Regions from separate parts of the Mus musculus genome. Here region 1 is linked to region 2. A link is a loop called in an ENCODE intact Hi-C map of the cell type or tissue named here. Cell type or tissue: heart. All regions are shown on one strand.

Evidence for each region. Hi-C counts contacts between places; a loop is a spot of excess contacts. Peaks named below come from ENCODE experiments on the same cell type or tissue, not always from the same donor. Only the 100,000 strongest peaks of a DNase experiment are listed, where the experiment ranks them.
Region 1: it touches region 2 in a loop (4-fold over the local background); 6 of 42 quality-filtered maps call a loop at or near these places.

The regions. Positions count from the first base shown.
Region 1 is chr11:105,853,328-105,861,327 of GRCm38, reverse strand. Tanc2 (tetratricopeptide repeat, ankyrin repeat and coiled-coil containing 2) reads right to left here. Exons shown (of 26, transcript NM_181071.3): 11 at 3,700-3,931. Among named protein-coding and RNA genes, the nearest start is that of Cyb561, 87 kb to the left of the region's middle. In heart, a CTCF peak has its summit at 3,063 (motif pointing right); no DNase peak of the experiment used is centred here.
Region 2 is chr11:105,343,360-105,351,359 of GRCm38, reverse strand. Mrc2 (mannose receptor, C type 2) reads right to left here. Exons shown (of 30, transcript NM_008626.3): 20 at 7,762-7,904; 21 at 5,036-5,150; 22 at 4,767-4,930; 23 at 4,532-4,640; 24 at 3,887-4,125; 25 at 3,593-3,761; 26 at 3,354-3,500; 27 at 2,934-3,053; 28 at 2,583-2,762; 29 at 1,766-1,792; 30 at 215-1,661. The coding sequence ends at 1,435. Among named protein-coding and RNA genes, the nearest start is that of Mrc2, 55 kb to the right of the region's middle. In heart, CTCF peaks have their summits at 3,391 (motif pointing left) and 5,898 (motif pointing left); a DNase peak (open chromatin) is centred at 3,379; H3K4me3 peaks cover 465 bases; H3K27ac peaks cover 2,196 bases.

The DNA.
Region 1 (8,000 bases), 510 kb before region 2:
AAATAATTTCTTTTTTTGTCTAATGAGATTCACGAGTTATACACTTAAGAGAAGAGACTTTAATGTCTTCAAACTGCTTTTAAAATGCAATAGCCTTATATGAATGCTTCTTTATATTCATTTTCAAGCTTTTACAGAATATTAAAAGAATTTTAAAAATTAAAATAGCTGGGCAGTGGTGACGCATGCCTTTAATCCTAGCACTTGGAAGGCAGAGGCAGGCAGATTTCTGAGTCTGGTCTATAAAGTGAGTTCCAGGACAGCCAGGGCTACACAGAGAAACCCTGTCTCGAAAAACAAAAACAAAAACAAACAAACAAACAAAAAACCAAAAAATTAAAATAAAGTAAGGACAAACAAAAATTGATATTTTATATTCTGCCATTTAAATGTATGAACATTTAAAATGCAGATACTATTTATTTTTTGATCGTGAGTTTAGTCTTTAATGGCTGAGCCATTTCTCTAGTCTGAAACTACTATTTATTATCAGAATTATTTCATAGACAAATGTTAGCTCTTTCTGGCCTCCTCCTCTTTTCCTTCCCTTTCTTTCTCCATCCTTTTCTGTCCCCTCTTTCTCTGCCTCTACTCTCTCCTCAACGCCCCCTTCTCATGCCCCAAATAAACTTCATTTTACATCAGAAAAAAATTTTAATTAAAAAATAAATATATTAACTTCTTTATACTTTAAAAATCTGTATCTATGACCACTCAAATTCTAGATAGTCTCATTTTCTTATTTTGTCATGGACTAACTGAGACTTTTAAATTATGAGTCACTGCTCTAGCTGAGAAGTCACTGGAAAAGTTTCCCAGGCTTTTAATCTTGCTTTAACCCCTGTAAATAACATCCCCTGGTGTTCCTCATTGCCTTTGCTTACATATACCCTTAGTAAATCTTTGGAGTCTTCCCTAGTAGTCCCTTCTAGGACTGTACATAGGTGCCGGAGATAAGTAATGATTACAGACACTGAATGAGAAGAGGAAACAGCGAGTGCTGAAATCCCAACTGCATCTTAGTGTGCTTCTGAGTACAGCACACAGGAGTCGCTAACAGACCCACAGCCACTGTCTGTCCCTCAGAATCACCTCCTTTCTGCTCTGGTGCTCCTGTTCTCTCACTTCATATTGGTGGCTGAAGCAAATGCCCACTGGGAAGCTTTTGGAATCTTTAAAAATTTTGGAAAATACTGTCTATATTTTTTTAAAGGAGAAGTGCGTTATTAACAATCTAATTCCTGACTACGAATTGAAAAGTATTTTCCGTAAAACTCCCCTGGGAGGAAAACTCTAGCTACCTGAGGATATGTATATATGATTTTTAATTCAATTATATACTCTGATATATAATTTTCAATTATATACTCTGATAAGTTTTGGTAAATATATATATAATCACGCAACTAAAAACCTGGTCAAATTGAAAAACATTTCTGTCATTCAAGAAAATTCCCTTAGGTATCCTTCCTGTCAGTGATCAAAGGGCAGCTAGCCAGTGTTTAAATTCGATCACCACAGGCTACACACATTTGTTTCCTCTGAGACTAACACTGTTGAATGTAGTATTTGTTTCTTTTTATTACTAAGAAGAATTCCATTGAACAAGTTTACAATCCGTTTATTCATTACATTGATGGACATCTGGGTTTATGTACTTATTAGGATAATTATATGGATGAGCCTTTGTTAATATGATAAATTATATAGATTAACTTCCAAATGTTAAGCTAACACTGTAATCCTGACCAAGTAGAAACTAACTTCGGTATTAGCTTTTTTCTTCTTCAACGATTTTGTTATGATAGCCATGAGGAATAATGGTGTATAATCTACTTCTTCTTTCTTTAGTTTTTAAAAGATCCATATGTTTGACATTTTGATGTCCATCAGTGTTATGCTTGCCTGACTAAATCATGAAATGTCCTTTTCTTTTTTTTTTAAAATATGTTAAGCAATATGTGTGTTTTAAGAATAACCTGTCTACTTTAGTCAGTTTGTTGAATTTTATTGTGATAAGGTTGTTTATAATGGTTTATTTTTAAAAATATTTTTATGAACTGTAGTACCAGCTCTTGATTTATGTTGCTGTTAATTCATGTTTTTCTCCCATATTTTTTGAACAGTCTTGTTGAGGCTTGATTATCCAATTTCACATCAACTTTCTACTTCAATCATTTCTGTTAGAAGATCACTTCCTTATTTATACTAATTAAATTTATTTTCCTAGTTTAAGAAAGAAACTCACACAAGTTATTTTACATCATTCATTTTGAAATATTAAACATTCTTTGTATGACCTGCTCTTTGACCTATAGGTTATTTAGAAGAGGCTCACCTATACATATTTAAGGTTTAAGTATTGTTAATGACTTCTATTTTAAGTCCACTGTTTTGGACAACACTGCTGCAGTATTTACCTTCTTGGGGTGCATGCCCACAGTGTGTAGTGGACGACTCAGCATTGTGCTCAGAGTGCTATGCAGGGGGCTGGCGAGATGGCTCAGTGGTTAAGAGCGCCGACTGCTCTTCCGAAGGTTCCGAGTTCAAATCCCAGCAACCATATGGTGGCTCACAACCATCTGTAACAAAATCTAATGCCCTCTTATGGGGTATCTGAGGACAGCTACAGTGTACTCACATATAATAAATAAATAAATCTAAAAAAAAAAGAGTGCTATGCAAAAGCTGGACTCCCAAGCACACATGTAAAAAGCTGAGTATGGCAGCACATGCCAGAAACCCCAGTGCTGGGGGTGGGAGGAGAGACAGGAAGATTCAGGAGCTCAATGGTCAGTCAGTCAGAGACCCAGCGTTACGACAATTAATGAAGAGAGCTACAGAGGAAGACACCAGCCTCTTCCTCTGGCCTCTTTACATGTGGATGTGTACATTCACATATAGCTGTATTATGGATGCAATGCTCCACACCAACCTGCCTCCCCACACTAAAAATAAAAAATTTAAAAGGTGAAAAAATGTGGAGAGAGGTTTAAGGAGATGACTGTGCTTAGGCTTCAGTGAGTACCAGGGCTGGAAAGGAAAAGGTAAGGCATGAGCACAAGAGGGAGACAGAGCCCACTCATTTCATTTTCATTAACAACCACTAGCTTTTCTGATACAATTTATGTACCACAAAATGTCCATGTGCCTTTTTACATACCTTCCAAGTGAACAGTAAGTGATTTCTAGTGTCAATACTGAGTGAGGTATGCAGCCATGGGTGGCATAATAAATGTACTGCAGATATTTTCTAACTATAGATTCTAGCCCTACAAACTCTGAAAGAGTGAGATGGAGCAGCAACTTTATTGATTAATTCTACTTCCACAGAAAGGATTAGAAGCTCTACTACCTTTATTATAAGAAAACTAAAATTATTTGGAAATCAAAATAAGAACTTTTACAAAGGAAGGAGGAAGGATCAGTTTCTACATAGATTTGTTATTTTGAAATGCGTCCTGTTACATTGCCTAGGTTTGTTTTTAATTCCTGGATTGAAGCAGTCCACCTACCCTAGCCTCTTCCAAATGCTGGGACTACATATGTGCATTATCACACTCTACCCAAGAAAAGTCTTCTGCATGCTGTACTCTGTAGACATCAGCTATAGAACATTTAGTTCTGACAATGTAATAAACACAATCATTTCTATATCACAACGCAAGTGACCACGGCTCTTTTCAACCTTATTTATACCTTTGTGGAGGTTCTCCAAGGGCTCTAGGACTCCTCTCCGGAAGGAGGCCATGGGATCTTGAACACAGGACCGGAGGCTTAGCATGCTCTGCAGGTGAGGCTCCCGAAGAAGCTGTTCCCGGTAAGCTGTCAGCTGAGGTGAGCGGCAGAGCAGGGCAGCAACATTGTGGACGAATTCTGGTACCAGGCAGGTGTAGGCATTATCTGCCTGGCAATAGTGATAGGCAACCACCTATGGAAAGATGAGATTGCAAACAGGCTTATTAGCAGCTATGGTTACATATGACCATACCCTAACACTGTCTTTGGTTTCTCCATTTTCTCAATTTTTTTTCAAATAAAAATAAAAGCCACTAATGCAACTGCATAATTTATGCACAGTCAAAAATTAGACATAATACATGTATATATTCTAACAACCTAAAATTAAAGTTTATAAATAAAATGGGCTACGCCTTCTCGATTGTATGAGATAAGAAGCAAGACTGAGAAGGAAGAGGTACATTAATATTGCAAACATTTATTCCACACAGTAGTATAGAAAGGTCTACTCTTGTAACAAAGCATTAGAAATAAAACAGTGAGGAAAACCATGGTAGTCTCAAGAGATACACATGCTCACATCACTTTATGGTACAGTCCTGTTCTTTAAAAGATGAGCCTATAAAATAAAATAACTTAGATCTAAAAATTATCAGTGAACAGTTTCTGAAAATTCAAACAGAGGAAAAGTACCAAAATTAGAAAAAAGGAAAGAAGGAAAAAGGTGAGATTTTTGCTAAATGTGGGTCTTAAATTCTAAGAGTTTAAGAGTATTAATAACATTCAGGTTCTGGGCTGTCTGTCTGTCTGTCTGTTTTAAGCTGTCCATTAGAGTTGCACAGAATTTACTCCATATCTTCTGTTATGGTTGTTTTTTTTTTTTTTTTTTTTTTGCCTCAAGTGCAAGTGCAAAAAAGACCCCTCCTTCTTTTTGATAGGGTTGCACTCATGGAGCTGAGGCTGGCCTGGAACTCCTGATCCTCCTGCCTCCACCTCCACCTGCTCACGCCTAGCACAGAGAGTGACTTTAATATAGATTACTCTTCTGGCTCATTACTGCCAAGAAAAGTGATTGCATACAGTAGAAAACATGGCATCAATAGGAGAGATTCAAGCTTGATTTATGGAAAGAGTCTGACAAGGTGCTTAGAACACAGTAAGAGGGTAATGACATTAGCTGATTTTGCCCTCTTCATCATGGTCACCACCACGTCCACACTCATCTTAAGCGGTACCACCATCACTGTGCTGAGTGCTCACTTAGCAACTAACTTTGTGCCTATAGGTAGCTCAGACATCCCAATAGCACTCATGAACGTACTGGGAATGCTGTTCTTTACTTCCCTCTTAGACAAGTTTACAGCAGAGGCGTTCTATTCTGAAAAAACAAAAAACAAACCTCCTAATCTGTAAGTGTGGTAGTCTCTTTAATACATTCTGTAAATGTCAACTCTTTTAAGCAGTAAAAATCTTTCTCATTAAACATAAAGGAAATCAAATAATATTGGATGTTATTGTATATTTAAAGCTAACTACAGGAATTGCTTATGAGTGAAACAAAGAAGTCTGAACTCCATAGGAGGACTAGAAACCAGAGGTTGTATTTAGAGCTCCATCCTTTTCTTTAGGTGATTAGTTTCTGCTTTATTATCTATGTTAAAGACAGTGTTCCCTAGAGGGAAACCTCGTCCTCTCAGCCAACTGTGCAGCCAGTGGTTATTGTCTTCACAGACACAGGTCTTTGAATCAACATGTAGGCTCACCACACTTTGCTTCAATTGATTCCAGATGTGGAGGCAATGCACAGCTCAGCGAGCCTTGTATAACTTGCTTTTTATGTAATGTAGTGAGGTATTATTTTACAGATAAAGATTATAAAACTTTCTTTTACTGATTTTGTTAAAAATCATTATGTGTACTTGGAGATGTTTCCAGTACTGGGAATGGAGCCCAGGCACTTATATTTACTGCCAAGCACTCTGTCACTGAACTACACGGAAGCTGTCAGATGTGGACTTGGATTAATGAGGTTTCATTTAACAAAAGTCAGTGTACAGTTATAGATTCTAAAGCTGCTCCTCTTTTAATTTTAGTATTTGGCATTCCAAATATAAAGTCTTGATTTCTTTGAAGAATTCAGGTAGAAAATCCACTCAATATCTTCAGATTTGCAAGATGATTCAAAATAGGTTATTAATTGCACATTTCAAAGTAGTTACGTGGTATGTATAAGTAAATAAATTCCATGAAAACTATGTTAGGCACTGAGCTGTCTCAGTCAGATAAAATGACAGCACCCATGTCTAAAAGGCTGTGTGTCAGTAAAATCAGTGCTGGGTAGGTGTAGACAGACAGACCTCTGCCAGCTAGCATAGTTTATCATGAGCTACAGTTTCAGTGAGCCTGTATCAAAATGCCTGATGCTTGTGGGCCAGAAGATGGCATCAGATCACGTGGAACTGGAGTTACAGACAATTGTTAACTGCCATGTGGGTGCTAGGAATTGAACCTAGGTCCTTTGGAAAAACAGCAAGTGCTCTTAAGCACTGAGTCATCTCTCCAGCCCTCTAAATTGTCATTTGATACTACCTAAATATTTCCTATCTATAAAAACAGGGAGCAAGCCTAAATGTATGTACCTTTCCTGAGTCTCTCATGACACTGGGAAAAAGGTACATTTATACAGCACTTTACAGCTTTGAGGAATTTGTTATACTCATTATAGTTATAGCTCAGAAATGGCTCAGAATCCGTCTACCTTAATAAACCAACTGGCACAACCCTTTCCCTGCATGGACTCTTTTTTTCTCAAGATCTCTTGTCTTAATCTCATTTTTAGCTGTTTCTTCCTTCTTTCTTTCCTTCCTTCCTTCTTTAGATATTTTATTTACATTTCAAATGTTATCCTTTTCCTAGTTTCCCCTCTGAAAATCCCCTATCCCCTACCCCCTCTGCCTGCTCCCCAACCCACCCACTCCCATTCCTGTTCCTTGCATTCCCCTATACTGGGGCATAGAGCCTTCACAGGACCAAGGGCCTCTCCTCCCATTGATGACTGAGTAGGCCATCCTCTGCTACATATATAGCAAGAGCCACAATGTGTTTTCTTTGATTGGTGGTATAGTTCCAAGGAGCTCTGGGGGTACTGGTTAGTTCATATTGATGTTCCTCCTATGGGGCTTCAGACCCCTTCAGCTCCCTGGGTATTTCTCTGGCTCCTTCATTGGGGACTGTAGTGGCTATTCCTGGTTGTCAACTTGACAATATTTGAAATGAACTACAATCTGGAATTGGAAGGCTCACCAGTGACCCTTATCTGGAGGCTTGGAGATCCTTATCTGGATCTTGGTTTGAAGATCTTGAGCCATAGTGGCTATGGATTCCAGAAGATTGAATCTCCGAGTTTAAGAAACACACCTTTAATCTGGGCTACGCCTTTCATCTGGGATTAAAGGTGTGGTGGAACACACCTTTAATCTGGGCTACACCTTCTGCTGGAGACAATATAAGGACATTGGAAGAAGGGAGTCTAGCTCTTGCTCTTGCTCCTTCGCCTGCTTGCCGTGTGAGACTGAGTAACTGCTAGATCCTTGGACTTCCATTCACAGCTGCGACTGAACAATTGTTGGGAATTGGGCTGCCGACTGTAAGTCATCAATAAATTCCTTTACTATCTAGAGACTATCCATAAGTTCTGTGACTCTAGAGAACCCTGACTAATACAGAAGTTGGTACCAGGAGTGGTTCTAGAGTAACAGAAGTACAAGGATGAATCTTTTAAAATACTGGAATTGGCTTGTTGATCCACCAGCACTTTCAACTATTGAAACCTCTCCAGATTCTCTCCCTCCTGGGAGCTCAGAGAATTTTGAAGACCCATGGTTGAAACTATATTCCGAACTTAAAGAAGCTAATGCCCTTGATTTTCTTAATGAATTAGGTGATTCAGTGCACAAAGCTTTCTACAAGATGGGGAAAAAATCGGAAAATGATTTTACTGGCTGGCTGCTCTTAGTATCTGTGGAAAGAATGATGAATGAAAGGAAGGAGTTGTGTGATAAAATCGAAAGGCTCCAGACACAAGTAAACGATCTAAAAGTTGCTAAGTGTGTCCTAGAAGAAAATCTTCTCTCTTGTAGCAACAGAGCTCAAGTTGCAGAAAATCAAACGGAAACTCTCATTGTAAGGTTGGCTGAACTACAGCGAAAATTCAAGTCTCAGCCTCAGAGTGTGTCAACAGTTAAAGTAAGGGCTCTAAT
Region 2 (8,000 bases):
CCCTAGGAGATCCTCTACGCCCTATTCAAGCTGATGGGACAATGAGCTCAGGTGCCCAAGTTCACACGCTTGTAGGCAGGGACGACTTGTCTCCTGAGGAGAGCCAAAAGCTCAGAGGCAAAATGGCAGGCTACAGAAACAACTGGACAGAGCTGCCATCTGTCCCTACAGGGCTGCGGGGGTCAGACTCTGCAGAGAAGGAGGCACAAACGCTGACTTCTCAAGCCTCTGGAAGGTTTTTATTTGTTTGCTATTCTTTTTCTCTTTTTCCTTCTTTAAAAAAAAAAAAAAAAAGACAAACAATAATAGCACATTTCGAGAATCAAGAACTACAATAGAGGGTCCGCTTTGAGTTTTTGTTCACATCGTCCTGCACTGGGACACGGGGACTGGCACTCTCCATCCTGGCTGGGACTCTCCTCTGGAAAAAGGTGCTGAGTGGTTCCATGAGTTGGTCTCCTAGGCCACACCAGATGGTAGCACCTGGTGCTGTCCCAGGTTACAGCCTCACCAGCGCCCCTCCCCCTCCAAACCATCTTCCCTCTCTCCAAGCCAGAGCCAGAAGCCGGAGACATTAGGGAACTTATTTTGGTCCCCACAGGGGACTCTTTCAAGGACAGAGCCCTCCCCTGACCAGCAGGAGATGACACCCTGTGAGTGGATAAGGTGTCTCTCCGAAGTTCCATCTCTACTCCAGCAGACACCACACCGGTGCCCTGGTTTGTACACCTGAGCCACCTAGGCTCCCTCCTGCCATACCCTAGGTCCATTCCAGCAGGCACAGGAGTGACAGATGCTTGGCCAGCCTCTTCAGCTGACCCCCACCCAGAGAGAAAGAGAGAGAGAATGAGAGAGAGAGAGAGAGAGAGAGAGAGAGAGATCACCCAAGTCCCAGGGCCATGGCTCAGAAGGAGGCACTGGGTGGAAAAAAAGGCACGAGGGCAGGGTGAGGAGACAGAGCTGATGTAGCCGAGTAGGAGAGGTGACAGAGAGCCACCCCAAGGGACGGGGCAGGCTTTCCAGGCCTACAGATAGGAAAGAATCCTAGGCTGCAGGTCAGCAGGTTTAGGCTCAGGGATCTGGGGAGGAAAAGACATGAATAAGCTCATGTCCCTTCTCATATTGCCTCCAGTTGCCATGGGGTCCAGGTCCAGGTGACACGATCCCAGGCCCAAGGGAAAGGGGAACATGACCCACTGCCAAGTCTCAGCCTAGCCTCTATGGTAGGCTGGGTACTCCCACCCCATGGCAAGCTATGCCCCCGGCACCCAGTAGCAACTCCCAAGGGTTGCCATCCAAAGACAACTGGGCTGATGGGTGATGGGGGCCTGCTGACCTGGGGCCCCTGCCTTACCCGCTCTGGCTCCACCCCGACCACGCCCTTGGGGCCCCTGCCTCCCCCGCTTTGGCTCCACCCCGACCACGCCCTTGGCTCTATTCTTGCTGTTCGTTCATTTCCATGTCAGACACCAGAATGTTCTTCTCGGTGGCCTCTGCGGGGCCAGAGTGGCTGCTGCGACTGTAGCGGGCCCCCTCGAAGGACCCACGCTCCGCACTCTGTCGGCGCCGGTAGAGGATGAGGGCTGCCGTCATCAAGGCCAGGAGGAGCAGCACCGCTGTCAGCACCACCACCAGGGCAACCGGGCTCTCGGGGAGGGCTGCTGAGATGGAGGTGGGGAGTTCACATCAGGCCCCAGTCATGACCACAGGGACAGAGGAGCCAGCGAAAGAACCAGGCCGGGGCTCGCTCATTCCCTCCACTCACCTGATGGCAAGAAGCTGTTCTCTTCCACTGTAGGAGAGGAGAGAGCCAGAGAATCACAATCAGTCCTCACAGAAATCATAGTCACAATTTAAATAAGTGCCTGTGAACTGCTTTGTGAATGTCACCTTGCAGAGTCACTGAACCTCCCAGGACTCTAGGACCTGGCTTCTACTATTTCCGTTCTATATATGAGGAAGCTGATGGGACAGGTGTGTGTGTGTCTATGTATGTGTTCTTATAGGTGAATATAAGCAGATACTTGTGAGTGTGCATGTGCGTAGAGGTCAGAGGTCAAGGTTATTGCACTGTGTCTTCCTTGATGCCTCTCTACCTCGGTGTTTTGAGGCAGGGTCTACCACTGAACCTACAACGTATGGATTCAGCTCATGGCTGGTGAATGAGCTCCAGGGGCCTATAAAACACAAATACACGTCTCCCTTTCTGTCTTAGGGTTACAGGTGATGGCACTCAATGTTGGGATTTTATTGGGGTGCTGGGAATCTTAACTCGGATCCTGGTGCTTGCGTGACTTTACCAAATGGACTATATCCCCAGGCCTCAGAGTCAATACGTGAGTGTCCAGGGCTTGACCATCCCTTGTCCCTAACCACTATAGAATGATGGGGCTTGCTGTCCTCTGGGCTTATGTGTACTTTGGAAAGTTGAGGCCCTGCGTCAGTCCTTGCTGCAAACTAATGTACTTGATGCCCTCCGGCCAAAGCAGATGCCCCTGTATATCAAGTAACCCTAGACCCAGCTGGACATCCAGCTGTGAGTCCAGCTATGGGCCCAGCTGTTGACCGAGATCCTGGCTTACCTCTAGGGAGCTTGCAGACAACTCCCATGGTGATGTTGGTACAAGCCCCGGGGCGCCACAGTCCGCTGCTGCTCTGGATCCAGTAGCAGCTGTTGTGGCTTAGCATGCTAGGGCCCAGGCCAGGGGGCCCCCAGTTAGAATAGTTCACAGCTGTGTTGTCTTGCCAGACCAGCGTGCCTCCTGTGGAAGGAACCCATTGGGAAGGTGTGGGAATGGGAATAGGTGGAAGGGGGGTTTCTAGGTGGGAGGCGATAACCACGATCCACTGCTGTACTTTCACAAGCCTGGAGACAGTGGTAAGCATCCCTCTTGCAGCCTGAGCCCTTCCCTTCCCGTACACAGAGCACCCACCTTTGGGGTTGAAGTTCATGCCCAACCAGGCACCTCGACTTTGGGCTTCAGCTGTCTGCAGGTGCTCCCAGACAAACACATTCTCCATCTCATCAAGAATGGACAGAACCGTCCCACCAGCTGGACACAAAGAAAGCCCATGTCAGGACAAGCAGATTCTCCTTATGGTGATAGACCCCCCCCCCAAACTACTTCCCCCCCCTCCCGCTTCACAGCAACCCCGGCACTCTTCTCTGGCAGCTCAAGTGCAAGATGGTGTGAATCTCAGCACTTGTGGACCGTGGGATATTCTGTAGATGACACAACATGGTCTGTGTATTAAACAGCGAGGGGAGCTTGAGATAAGTGCCTATAGGCAGAGGGGAAGTTCTTTCTCCAGGCCTCAGAGTCCCGGATCTGGGCTAGGCTGCTCTCACCCACCTTTCTGACAGCGCTGCAGCGCCTCCTTGTGGCCCAACAGCACCTCCATGTGGAAAGAATAGCAATGCTCCCTGAAGGGAATCCAGGACGAGTCAGCCAAGCCCTGAGGACAGCTGCCACGGTAGTTTATCCTTCGGGGTGGGGGCCCTGTTGGAGTGCAGAATTGAAGACGTAGCCCGAACATCTTCCCAGAACCACCTGCACCTGCGCAAGCCTTGGCCCTCACGGGTGGTACTCACCCCTGCTCACCCCACACACTGCCCCCTGCAGCTTGGTATCACAGCTGGTGGTGCGCCAGGTTCCATCCACATCCACGTAGGCACAGCCTCCCGAGTGCTGGGGCTCCTCATCTTGCCAGCTCACATAATTCAGAGGCTCCTCTGAGAGCCAGGAATACCTCCGTGAGCCCTGGGTATTAGGTAGCCATAGGTGAGAATAAAGGGAACATACTCTCAAGGTGGAAGGAGGAAGTGAAATCAAGGCAGAAGGTAGGGTGGGGGTAAGCGAGGCAAAATCTTGACCTAGGAGCCCACCTCCTCACTGGCCAGCCCGATCCACAGTGGTGTTTGCAGCCCCCGTGCAGCCTGTGTGAGGAAGGCTTGTGTGTAGGGATCGGGCACGTGTGCCAGGCTGGCATTTCGGCTCTCACACAGCAGGAGAGCATCTTTCCAGCGCAGTGGCTTCTGCAGCAGCCGGAAGGTGTGGTTGAGATAGGAGAGCTCAGCGCCCGGGGCAGGGGGTGTTGCTGCTGGGGATGGGCTTAGCGAGGGGTCTACAGGGAAAGGGGGCAGGACTCAGACCGAGCTCTGCCCCATCCACCCTTACCCCATTCCCAGGTATGAGACTAAGCTAGGGAAAACCAGACATCAGACTCAGAGCAGGTCTCCACTGGGGATGGCCAGTCGCCATCCTTATCAGTGAGCTTTCTATTTGCTAACATGCAGAAGGAGCTGGAGATGCCTTGACGTTGAACCTCAGGGGTTCTGACCCTAGACATAGCAGCATGTCACACACACACACCCCCCCCCCCCCCGCAGACCACCTGCTTCCCAAGCAGATACATGACTCTGGAGGGACCTCTATGGCCCCTGAAAAGAGATTCAATGTTTGGTTCCTTCTGGACCGGCCCAGAGCAGCTAGCCAGTGCAGGGGTGTCTCTGTGTAGCAGCTGCGTGTACCTGTGCCCTTCTGGCAGATGAAGCCATGCGTCTCCTCTGTGCAGCTCCGATCATCCCAGCGGCCAGTGAAGTGGGCTGAGGGGCTGTGCAGGATCACCGCACAGCTGGTCTGGGGGAAAAGGCTACTTAGGGGAACCTCAGTGGCTGCCCCATCTAAGGACAGCTGAGGCTGGAAGGGCGAGGTAGGGGAGAGGGGGACAGCGACAGAGAAAAGCACTGTGGTGTGGGTCCTCACCGGCTTGGTGCCACTGGGAGCAGGGCTGGGGCCAGAGGGCTCTCCTGGTGCCCAGTTGGTATAGAGCAGGGGTTCTTGTTCAATCCACTGGAAGTCCCTCTGAGAGGCATGCAGGCCAATCCAAAGGTCAAAGGTCACGTTGGGGAGGCTGGCTGTGATAAATGCTGCAGTCCCCCAGAAGAAAGGAAAGAGTGATGGGGTAGCCCCTGTTTGCTCTGCTGTAGCGAGTTGTGGGGAGACACCAGCACCTCCCCATAGGTTGACCCTACCTTGCTCTAAGGGGTTTGCAATGGTGACCAGCTGGGCTTCTTGCTGTTCACAGGAGAACTGTGCCTCTGACCATTTCACCCTGTCCTGGGGGTCCTGGCCCTGGATTCGGAAACACTGTGGAGCAGGGGATGGAATTGATACACAGCTCTACATCCCTGTCCACATACCCAGAAGCCCTGCTGGGTAGCCCTCAGCAGCTGATGCTCTGGGCTTTCATACACAGGGCGTCTGGATCTCCCTGGACAAAGCCCCACCCTCCCATCCTGGCACAGAAGTCACAAATGCCCACATTCTAGTGGTGGTGGGTGGGGAGCTTGTTATTATTTGAGACAGGGTCTTGCTATGTAGCCCAAGCTGGCCTGGAACTCAGGATCTTTTTGCCTCAGACTCCCTAGTATTGAATACTATTTATGTGTATGTGTGTGTGTGTGCGCGCGAGTGTTTGTACAAACATGCACATGTCTGTCTGTCTGTCTGCCTGTCTGACTAAGGGCCTCACATATGCTAGGCAAGCACTCTACCAATGAGCCAAACCCCTAAGTCCTTCCCACTTTTCATTTTTTGAGTTTTCGTTGTTGTTTGAACTTTTGTTTTGAGAAGTTTCTCCTTGTGGCCCCACTGTCCTCTAGCCTTCCAGGGTCTGAATTACAAGTATATACCATTGTGCCCAAATTAAAACACTAAGAAAGACAATTTTCTAAATGTTGTCAAGAAAAAGAAAACCTTTAGGTTCTACTGCAAAGGATGGCTCAGCATCAGCTGCTCCCCCCAGAAGACCTGGATTGGGCTCCACACAGCAGCAGCTCACAACTGTCTGTAACTCCAGTCCCAAGGGCTCTCATGCCCTCTTCTGGCCTCAATGGGTATTGCCCATAAGAGGTGCACACACATACATGCTGGCATAAAATTAAAAAAATAAAAATTAAGGGAAAGAATGTTTAAAATTGAACACAGAAAGAAACACAGTGTGGTTTCGTCCACATGTGGGGATGGATAACGTGCTTACTGGATAAGCATGAGAACCAGAGTTTATATCCCCAGCACGCATGTGAGTGCTCTAAGTTTGGGGGCCACTTGTCATGCCAGCACTCGGGAGATGGTGACAGATGGTGTCTAGAGCAAGCTGCTTAGCTAGACCAGCCAAATCAGCAAGCTTTGGGCTTACATGAGAGACCCTGCCTCTGTATATAAGGTTTATATATTATTAAGGAAATACCCAAGGTTAACCTCTGGCCTGTGCACATACATGCATGTGCCAACCACACCTAAGCATGCAAAAAATAAACTTCTGATGGGGCATATAGCTCAGTTGGTAAAGTGTTTGCCTGGCATGCAGAGACTCTAGGTCCTATTCCTAGCACTGCCTAAAACTGCATAAACCTGTGATTCCTGCATTTGGACCTTCAAAAGTTCAGTCATACATAGTGAGTTCAAGGATAACCTAGGTTGCATGAGACCCTGTCTCAAAAGGGGTGGCAGCACACGGCTTTAATCCTAGCACTCACAAGACAGAGGCAGAGACAGGTGGATCTTTGTGAGTTCTAGGCCAGCCTGGTCTACAGAGTGAGTTCCCAGACAGTCAAGGCTACACAGAGAAACCTTGTCTTAAAAACCCAAAAAGAAAAAAAAAAAAGTTGAGAGCAGAGTCAGTCAGTGGGCATAATGGGGACAGGGAAAGGTTGGCCACTGAGTACTGAGGTACGGTTATGTGCAATCTAGTTCTTTGGTGCTAGTGTGCAGTAAGGTAACGCCACGATAAAGTCACCTGCAGTGAGGTAACTGCAGGGCAGAACATATTGAGTATGTCAAACAGCTAGAAGGAAGGACTTGGGATGGTTTTCCTTAAAACAAGACCATGACTTCAGGGGACAGATGCATTTACCCTAATATAAGCATTATACAATGTACGAATGTACAAAATATTACATGGCATCCCCCGAATAGCTATCATTCTTGTGTTTTTATGTATCGGTGGAAAAATAAAATCAAATGAAAAATAAATGGATTTTTATTCTGCAAAACAAGAAAATGAAATGTATGTAGTCATATGTTCTTATTAAAATTGCATAAATATTAATTATTATAATTGATCAGTCACATGGCCCAAACATATTTTTGTTTTACTAATAGAGATTTTTTTTTTCGAGACAGAGTTTCTCTGTGTAGCCCTGGCTGTACTGGAACTCACTCTGTAGACCAGGCTGGCCTTGAACTCAGAAATCTGCCTGCCTCTACCTCCTAAGTACTGGGATTAAAGGTGTGTACCACCACTGCCTGGCTCTAATAGGAGAATTTTAAAAGATACTATTTTTATCTTTATCTGTTTTTAGTTCTGTTCTTGTGCATATTTGACTCCATGTGGTGATAGTTTTGTAGTATAGGAGTAACTATAAATTTTATCTGCATGCACATGTACATATACATAAATAACATATACACACAGATTGGGTACGAATGCTCAATAATTTGTTTTATTAATAGAGTTCATTATCAAAAGGCTTGACAACTATTGGTCTAGAAAACTCACCAAAGTATTTAGATAATTTTGCTCCCTGGTGGACCAACACTGAGCCACTTTCCAAGGAACCTCACTTTCATTGGCACAGAGAGGTGTGTGCGGACAGATGAAAGGTGTGGCAGAACAGCTGGGGGGATGCCTGAGGCTCAGCCAACACCTGTTCCCATCCTCTCCTCTGACTCTCCGTGTCCCTTCCCAACTCCCTACCTTATTGAGGAACTGGTTCCAACCGGAGGGGCAGCCTCCTAAGGCTGAAGGTGGCAAGTCTTGGGGCTGAGTCTCTCCAGAGCTATTGCTGCGCTTACAGATGTAGGGCAAAGCCGTATGGCACCTCTGGTCCCCCCAGTCCTCTGTGAAGGGGAAAAGAGAATGGTTACCCTAGGGTCGGGCAGGGCAGGCAGCACTCTTGGTCCCATGCCCTGAGAATATGGGCTGAGCTCAAGTTC